3 separate regions of the Homo sapiens genome follow, and regions 1 and 3 are each linked to region 2. Evidence: chromatin loops called from intact Hi-C (ENCODE). Cell type or tissue: natural killer cell. All regions are shown on one strand.

The links. Hi-C counts contacts between places; a loop is a spot of excess contacts. Peaks named below come from ENCODE experiments on the same cell type or tissue, not always from the same donor. Only the 100,000 strongest peaks of a DNase experiment are listed, where the experiment ranks them.
Region 1: it touches region 2 in a loop (5-fold over the local background); 26 of 110 quality-filtered maps call a loop at or near these places.
Region 3: a loop joins it to region 2, with 5 times the contacts of the local background. A loop is called at or near these places in 105 of 110 quality-filtered maps.

Annotation. Positions count from the first base shown.
Region 1 is chr11:61,434,113-61,436,612 of GRCh38, reverse strand. All of the region lies in intron 1 of SDHAF2 (succinate dehydrogenase complex assembly factor 2), which reads right to left. Among named protein-coding and RNA genes, the nearest start is that of SDHAF2, 5.2 kb to the right of the region's middle. In natural killer cell, CTCF peaks have their summits at 752 and 957 (motif pointing right); a DNase peak (open chromatin) is centred at 942.
Region 2 is chr11:61,335,192-61,337,691 of GRCh38, reverse strand. The region is part of intron 2 of TKFC (triokinase and FMN cyclase); the gene reads right to left. Among named protein-coding and RNA genes, the nearest start is that of TKFC, 3.2 kb to the right of the region's middle. In natural killer cell, a CTCF peak has its summit at 1,302 (motif pointing left); a DNase peak (open chromatin) is centred at 1,311; H3K27ac peaks cover 363 bases.
Region 3 is chr11:61,391,387-61,393,886 of GRCh38, reverse strand. TMEM216 (transmembrane protein 216) reads right to left here and starts at 1,300. Exons shown (of 5, transcript NM_001173990.3): 1 at 1,222-1,300; 2 at 555-656; 3 at 1-3. The coding sequence starts at 1,255. RefSeq lists an enhancer at 574-1,535. In natural killer cell, no CTCF peak of the experiment used is centred here; DNase peaks (open chromatin) are centred at 466, 1,246 and 1,576; H3K4me3 peaks cover 1,589 bases; H3K27ac peaks cover 1,981 bases.

The sequences.
Region 1 (2,500 bases), 99 kb before region 2:
GCTCCTAGCTTCTACCTGAGACAGAAAGAGAAGACTGAAAAGTATGTATAATGTTCGGACTTTTGGGGGGATCAGGTTTCTGTTTTGTTTGAATCTAAGTGCTAACAGAAAAGGGCAGCAGGTTGAGGGAGAACAAAGAACCATGGAGAACAAAGGTGACAGTTTAGACTGGCAAGCACTCACTCCCTCATCACTCATCCTTGGCTCAGTGCAGAACAAGCAGGAGAAAACTCCCACCTCCCAGCTTCTCCCTAGGGAGGGAAACAGGTGCAGTATGCATCCAACATTCTAGCTTTTTGGGGCTCTCTGGGGGACTGGTTTCTGTCTCTAAGCACTTGAAAGGATCTAGCACACTCTAAATGCCTGGGTGGCCTGCTGCTGATCCAGAGGATCCCTGAAACTGCAGAGAAAGGCCAATACAGCCCAGTGGCCTCTCCCAGGGTTGAGGGGAGTGGAGTGTGCATCTAATATTCTGACTTTTTTTTTTTTTGAGACGGAGTTTCGCTCTTGTTGCCCAGGCTAGAGTGCAATGGCGCGATCTCGGCTCACCACAACCTCCGCCTCCCAGGATCAAGCAATTCTCCTGCTTCAGCCTCCCGAGTAGCTGGGATTACAGGCATGCCCCACCACGCCCGTCTGATTTTGTATTTTTAGTAGAGACAGGGTTTCTCTATGTTGGTCAGGCTGGTCTCGAACTCCCGACCTCAGGTGATCTGCCTACCTTGGCCTCCCAAAGTGCTGGGATTACAGGCGTGAGCCACCACACCCAGTCGTAACATTCTGTCCTTTGGGGAAGCTACCAGAGGGACTGGTTTCTGTCTTGCCCAGCTTGGGGCACTGATGGGACATGGCATACTCTAAAAGTCTGGAGGCCACCGACAGCTGGGAGACTTGTAGCAGCTCCAGAGAAACTGCAGTATCATACGCAGACACTAGAGGGAGCAAGAGATTATGGGCTCCTGAAAAAGGAAACCGGCAAATCCCTCTAAATGGGAATTTACATCCGCAAGTCCAGAAAAGACACATCCTCAGTAAAGGATTGAGAGGCCCTTGGAATCTCTATCCATGCTGACTAGTGAAGGCCAATCACCAGTACAAAGACCAGGAGAGACAGATGATTTTTCAAATGTAGAAATCACCAGTACAAGTTACCAAGCACATGAATAAAGAGGAAAACATGGTCCTATTAAAGGAACGAAATACATCTCCAGAAACTAACCTTAAAGAAACAGAAGTATATGAATCACCTATAAAGAATTCAAACTAGCCATAATAAAGATGTTCAATGAGCTTTGGAACATTGAGAACTTGAACATTGAGCTTGAACAAAATGAGAAAACCAAAAAAAAGACAGAAAACATTAAAAAATAACCAAATGAAAATTTTGGAGCTGAAGAATACAGTAACTGAATTGAAAAATTCACTAGAGGAGGCCAGGCACGGTGGCTCATGTCTATAATCTTAGCACTTTGGGAGGCTGAGGCTGGAGGATCGCTTGAGCTCAGGAGTTCGAGAACCAGCCTGGGCAACACAGTGAGACCCCGTCTCTAAAAAATAAAAATACATAAAAATTAAAAAATTAGGCCCGGCGTGGTGGCTCATGCCTGTAATCCCAGCACTTTGGGAGGCCAAGGCGAGTGGATCAAGAGGTCAGGAGATCAAGACCACCCTGGCTAACAATGGTGAAACCCCGTCTCTACTAAAAATACAAAACATTAGCCGGGCATAGTGGCGGGCGCCTGTAGTCCCAGCTACCTGGGAGGCCTGAGGCAGAAGAATGGCGTGAACCCAGGTGGCGGAGCTTGCAGTGAGCTGAGATCGTGCCACTGCACTCCAGCCTGGGCAACAGAGCGAGACTCCGTCTCAAAAAAAAAAAAAAAATTAAAAAATTAAAATAAATTAAAAAATTCACTAGAGAAAATCAATAGTAGACCTGATCAAGCAGCAGAAAGAGTCAGCAAACTCAAAGACTGGTCATTTGAAATTAGTCAGGGTTTTTTCTAAAAAAAAAAAAAAAAAAAGGAATGAGAAGGAGTGAAGAAAGCCTTAGGGACTCCATCAAGGAGATCAATATACACATTATGAGAGTCGTATAAGAGAAAGACAGGGGCAGAAAGCTTATTAGAAGACATAATTGGCTGGTCTCAGTGGCTAATGCCTGTAATCCCAGCACTTTGGGAGGCTGAGGTGAACGGATCACCTGAGGTAAGGAGTTCAAGACCAGCCTGGCCAACATGGCGAAACCGTCTCTACTAAAAGTACAAAAAGTAGCCAAGCATGGTGGCGCGTGCCTGTAATCCCAGCTACTGGGGAGTCTGAGGCAGGAGAATTGCTTGAACCCAGGAGGCAGAGGTTGCAGTGAGCTGAGATTGTGCCATCGCACTCGTCTCAGTGATAGAGTGAGACTCCATCTCAAAAAAAAAGACATAATGGCTAAAAACCCCCAAAGTTGGGGAAAGAAGTGGACATCCAGATTCAAGCCTAACAGATCTCAATTAAC
Region 2 (2,500 bases):
TGGCTGCAATACAAAGAAAATGGGGGAGTGGTTGCCTGCAGTGTAAAATATTTTAATAAAACTGGGGCCCAACACCTTCTTCTGTCAAAAGGAAGAAAAGCCTCAGGCTGAGGCTCCTATGCTGGGGGAGGAGCTGAGCAGGTTCCACAGCCACCGCTGCTCCCTGGTGCTCCAACGCGGGGCAAACATTTCCCCAGCCTCTTGGTATGCCAGGCCCAGCACTAGACACTATGTGTAGAGATAACAGCTCAGGTGCAGTGGCTCATGCCTGTAATCCCAGCACTTTGGGAGGCTGAGGCAGGCAGATCGCCTGAGTCCAAGACTTTGAGACCGGCCTGGGCAACATGATGAGACTCCATCTCTACAAAAAATATGAAAAATGATCCAGGCATGGTGGTGCATGCCTGGAGTCCCACTAGTCGGAAGGCTGAGGTGGGAGGATCACTTGAACCTGGGAGGTCATGGCTGCAGTAAGCTGTCATCGTGCCACTGCACTCCAGCCTAGGTGACAGAGTGAGACTCCATCTCGGAAATAAAAAAAGAGATAACAATGCTGTTCCTGCCCTCAGTGGAAACACAGCAGAGGTCACAGCCATGTGTAGTGGGCACTGCTACACGAGGAGCGCACGTGCACCATGGGAGCATAGAGGAGGGGCCGCAGCCTCCCGAGGGGCCTGGAGGTCTCTGGGAAGGATAAGCAGGACCGGGGTAGGGAAAAAGGGGGCAGGAGACATGGGAGGAGGGAAAAGGGAGGCTCTTCCAGCCAGAGGGGGAGCATAAGCCAAGGCCTGGATGAGTGAATAGTGTGGTGGTGCCAGGAAGCACGGGTGACCAGCAGGAAGGGGTGGGGAGGAGAGGACTGGCCACAGGCAGCCTCAGGAGGGGTTGTGGACAGGCTGGTGGAGGGTTACAGAGCAGTGCCGCCAGGCTTGGCTGAGTGGATACAGGGTGCAGACAGAAGTGAGTAGCGTGGGGGCCAGAATGGAGTGTGGCTTGAGCTCTGCTGTTACAGGGACTTGGGTTCAAATCCCACTTCTGCCTCTCATTAGCTGCAGGAACTCAGGGAAGATACATCATTGTCGGGAGCTAAAATTCTTCCTCTGTAAAATAGGGATTTACTAGAACAGAGTATATGCCCATGATATAGTGGAAACTCAATCAAATGAAGCTACTCCCTTTTTCAAACAGGCTGTGAAAAGCCAGAGTCTGCTGAACAAGGGCTGCAGCCCCTGGCTTTGTCCTGAAGACAGAGTGAGACTGGGGCCCAACGTGGACTCAGAGGGCTGGGCTCCCACCGCCACCTGGTGGCCCGGTGGGAACCTGCAGCTGAGCCAGGTCCTGGCAAGGTGAACTTCCGGCTGTGGCTTCTTCCTGAGCTTGCTAGCACCAGCTCCTTTGTACAAAATTTGGCTCTGCTGCCTCCCTGCCAACCTGTCCTGCATCCAGCCAGGGCCAGGGCTAAGCCACCTGCTTCAGAGTAGCCTAGGTCTGTAGGGAGCAAGAAGAACAATAAGATTGGTTCCATTTGCTGAGCAGTGACTAAGAGCCAGGCCCAGTTCTAAGTGTTTTTGAGCATGTCTCATTTAATCTTCCCAACAGGCCGGGTGTGGTAGCTCATGCCTATAATCCCAGAACTTTGGGAGGCCAAGGCGGGTGGATCACCTGAGGTTGGGAGTTCGAGACTAGCCTGATCAACATGGAGAAACCCCATTTCTACTAAAAATACAAAATTAGCTGGGCGTGGTGGCACATGCCTGTAATTCCAGCTACTCGGGAGGCTGAGGCAGGAGAATTGCTTGAACCTGGGAGGCGGAGGTTGTGGTGAGCCGAGATTGCGCCATTGCACTCCAGCCTGGGCAAAAAGAGCAAAACTCCGTCTCAAAAAAAAAAACCCAAACTAAAACAAAACAAAACTTCCCAACAGCCCTATGGAGGAAAGATGAGCCCAGTGAGGAAACTGAGGCACAGTTAAACTATTTTGCCCAAGGTCACACAGCCAGCAGGTGTCCAGGTCTGCCTGGCTCCAAAGCTGGTTCCCTTTTGGCCATATCATGCTGCTTTCTCGAGGGGCTGGAGGGAAGTGGAGGGTGACAGAGGTTGCCCTAGAAAGGACATGGGTTTGTGGCTCTCAGAGCCTACCAGGGACTGGAACACACAATGAAGTTGTGAGTTGGCCTCACTCCAAGCCCAGCCTCCAGCAGCACTACCCTCCAAGAAAGTGGCCTGCTCCCCATCATGATAATCTGTCTTTTACAGAGCCAGAAGAGGGTTTAGGGACCAGTGCTATCCCTGGTTTCAGTGGCCTGAAAGGATGGAAAAGGAAAGGAAGTCAAGTGAGGCCTCCAGGACTCTGCTTGATCAACACCACACAACCACTGGAGGTAGGCCTTAATTTGCCTTATAATGCAGATGAAGAAAAAGAGGCGCAGAGAGGTCTGTAAAAGGTCATGCAGCTGGTCAGTGGCAGGCTGAAATTTGAATCCAGATATGTTCAAGGCTT
Region 3 (2,500 bases), 56 kb before region 2:
CACCTGCCAATACAAAAGCCAGAGTTTGCAAACAGCATATAACAGCACCCACAAGAACTGCCACACACTTGGGAAAAAAGAGGACATCAGTCTCAGCTTTCCATGAACTAGTTAGTGAGATGTGGGCATTATTACAGCAGCAGGATACATAAACTCACAATGCGACTCAGGCTCATTATTATGGTGTTTTACTCCTAACTCCAAAAGTCTCTGGGGACTCCACTCTCCAAAATGATTGGATGTACATGGGTACACAGGCCACTGAATAGTTTCTAAGGGTCACCAGTGGGCTTACAGTGGAGCTCAGCAAAGAGCAGTGATGTGGGCAGAGTCAGAATGGAGAAGCCCACATTTCTCAAACTCAAGAAATTCTTGCTGAGGGGCTGCCTATGGAATCATACTCAAAGAAGCCATCTGATGAGGAGGCCTGCCTTGCAGCGACAAAGAACTGCAGGGGGCAGAAAAGAACGGAAAATAAGAAGGTTCTTGGTAGGAATTGGCTCTGAGCTGAAGTGGGGAAGGGATGCTGTCGTCAAGCCCCAAGCCTTCCTTACCTTTATACAGAAATATGAAAAGTTCCAGCAGGAAATAGGTAGCATTATACCACCCGTTCAGAAAGAACAGGATTTCCAGCGGGGTGGAGGACAACCGTTTACCTGAAAAAGGAGCACAGAGAAGTGGGATGGGCCGGAAGGCAGCTCCCTCTCTGCTCGTATGGGTTGGTGTCTAACTTTGGGGAAACTAGACGCTGCAACTAATGGGACCGGCCACTCAGGGGCACTTCTGGTTGCTGATAATGAGGGGGCGAGGGTACGGGGGTGGGAGTGGAGGGGGCTTCCCTCCTTTCCTAGGAATCACCGTGAAACTCGACTCTTCGGCTTCAGGAATAAAAGTCAAGAGGTAACTCGCAGCTGACAGACATCTCAAAGATCTCACTCTGTCACTATTTGGGAGGGGAAGTTGGGGCGCAGAGACCAACAGATTCGCACCTGAGCCAGCCTAGAAGTGGCCCAGCCAAGGATCTGCGTTTATTTGAGCTGTGCACCTTGAGACCTTCAGGCACCCAGGGTGGGCGGGACCGCGGAAGCCGGCTTTGGACCAGGGAGGCGCGACGTCCCTAACGCTAGAGAATGGAGGGTTTAGGTCAAGCTCTGGGACAGAGGTGGGAGGGAGCGACCGAAGGGAAAGGGACCAGCGACTCACACACCTCCGGAATCTCACCTCGCGGCGCCATCTTCAGTCCCCGTGGCAGCATACGCTGCCACAGCGGCTCCCGGAGCAGCGCGGCGCTGCCGGAAACAGGGACGAAGCGGCCTGGGTTTCCGGCCCCTCTGCCCGCCCGCGGCACTCTGTGGTCACCCGGAGCTGGACGAGCTCGGGCCTGGCCGCAAGTGGCCCTCGCTCGGATGTCCCCTCTCCAGACCTAAGGGATAACGGTGACCACCCACGACGCCGTCGTCTGCAGGACCTCAGGGGTGCGGGGGAGGACCTTGGAGGCTCTCAGACTACCGGGCGTTGGGCGGAAGTGGCCAGTTGTGATAGTGTTACCAGGAGATTGGCAAATAGGTCCTACTCCCACGATTCTCTTTTTTCAACGGAAGACAAGAAAAGGTGTGAGCGACGGATCTCTGCAAATGCAGGGTGGAGTTAGCATTGGTCTTTTCTGCGGCCGATTTACCTACCAGGTAGAGACACGAAGGAAATAGAGCGTCCTTTCCAGGAACACACATAAATAAAATGAAACGAGTCACCACGCGATCCATAAAGTGGTGCAGTGGGAGCTGAGAGGACAAAGTGCTCCCAGGTGGAAATCTAAGTTAGTTTCCAAGAGACGGCCTGTGAGCTGGGCTTCAAAGCCTGCCTGATCCGGATTTGCAGCGGTAAAAGCGTGTTGCTGGCCGGGCTTAGTGGCTCACGCCTGTAATCCCAGCACTTTGGGAGGCCGAGGTGATGGATCACCTGAGGTCAGGAGTTCGAAATCAGCCTGGCCAACATGGCGAAACCCCGTCTCTACTAAAAATACAAAAATTAGCCGGGCGTACTGGCGCGCGCCAGTAGTTACAGCTACTTGGGAGGCTGAGGTAGGAGAATCGCTCGAACCCGGGAGGCGGAGGTTGCAGTGAGCTGAGATCGCGCCACCGCACTCCAGCCTGGGCGACAGTGAGACTCTGTCTCAAAAAAAAAAAAAAACAGAAAACTGTGTTGCTGCAGGCAGGGGAGTGCAAAAAGAAGGGTTTTGAGAGGACTCAGGTTGACTTGACTTGGCTGTTAGCCCGTTGTCAATCAGGGTAAAGCAGGAAACAGATGGCACGCTCCAACCAGGTAGCCTGAGGAAGGTGACTAAGCTTTATTTTATTTATTTCATTTTATTTTTGAGACGGAGTTTTGCTCTTGTAACCCAGGCTGGAGTGCAATGGCGCTATCTCTGGTCACTGCAACCTCCGCCTCCTGGGTTCAAGCGATTCTCCAGTCTCAGCCTCCCAAGTAGCGGGGATTACAG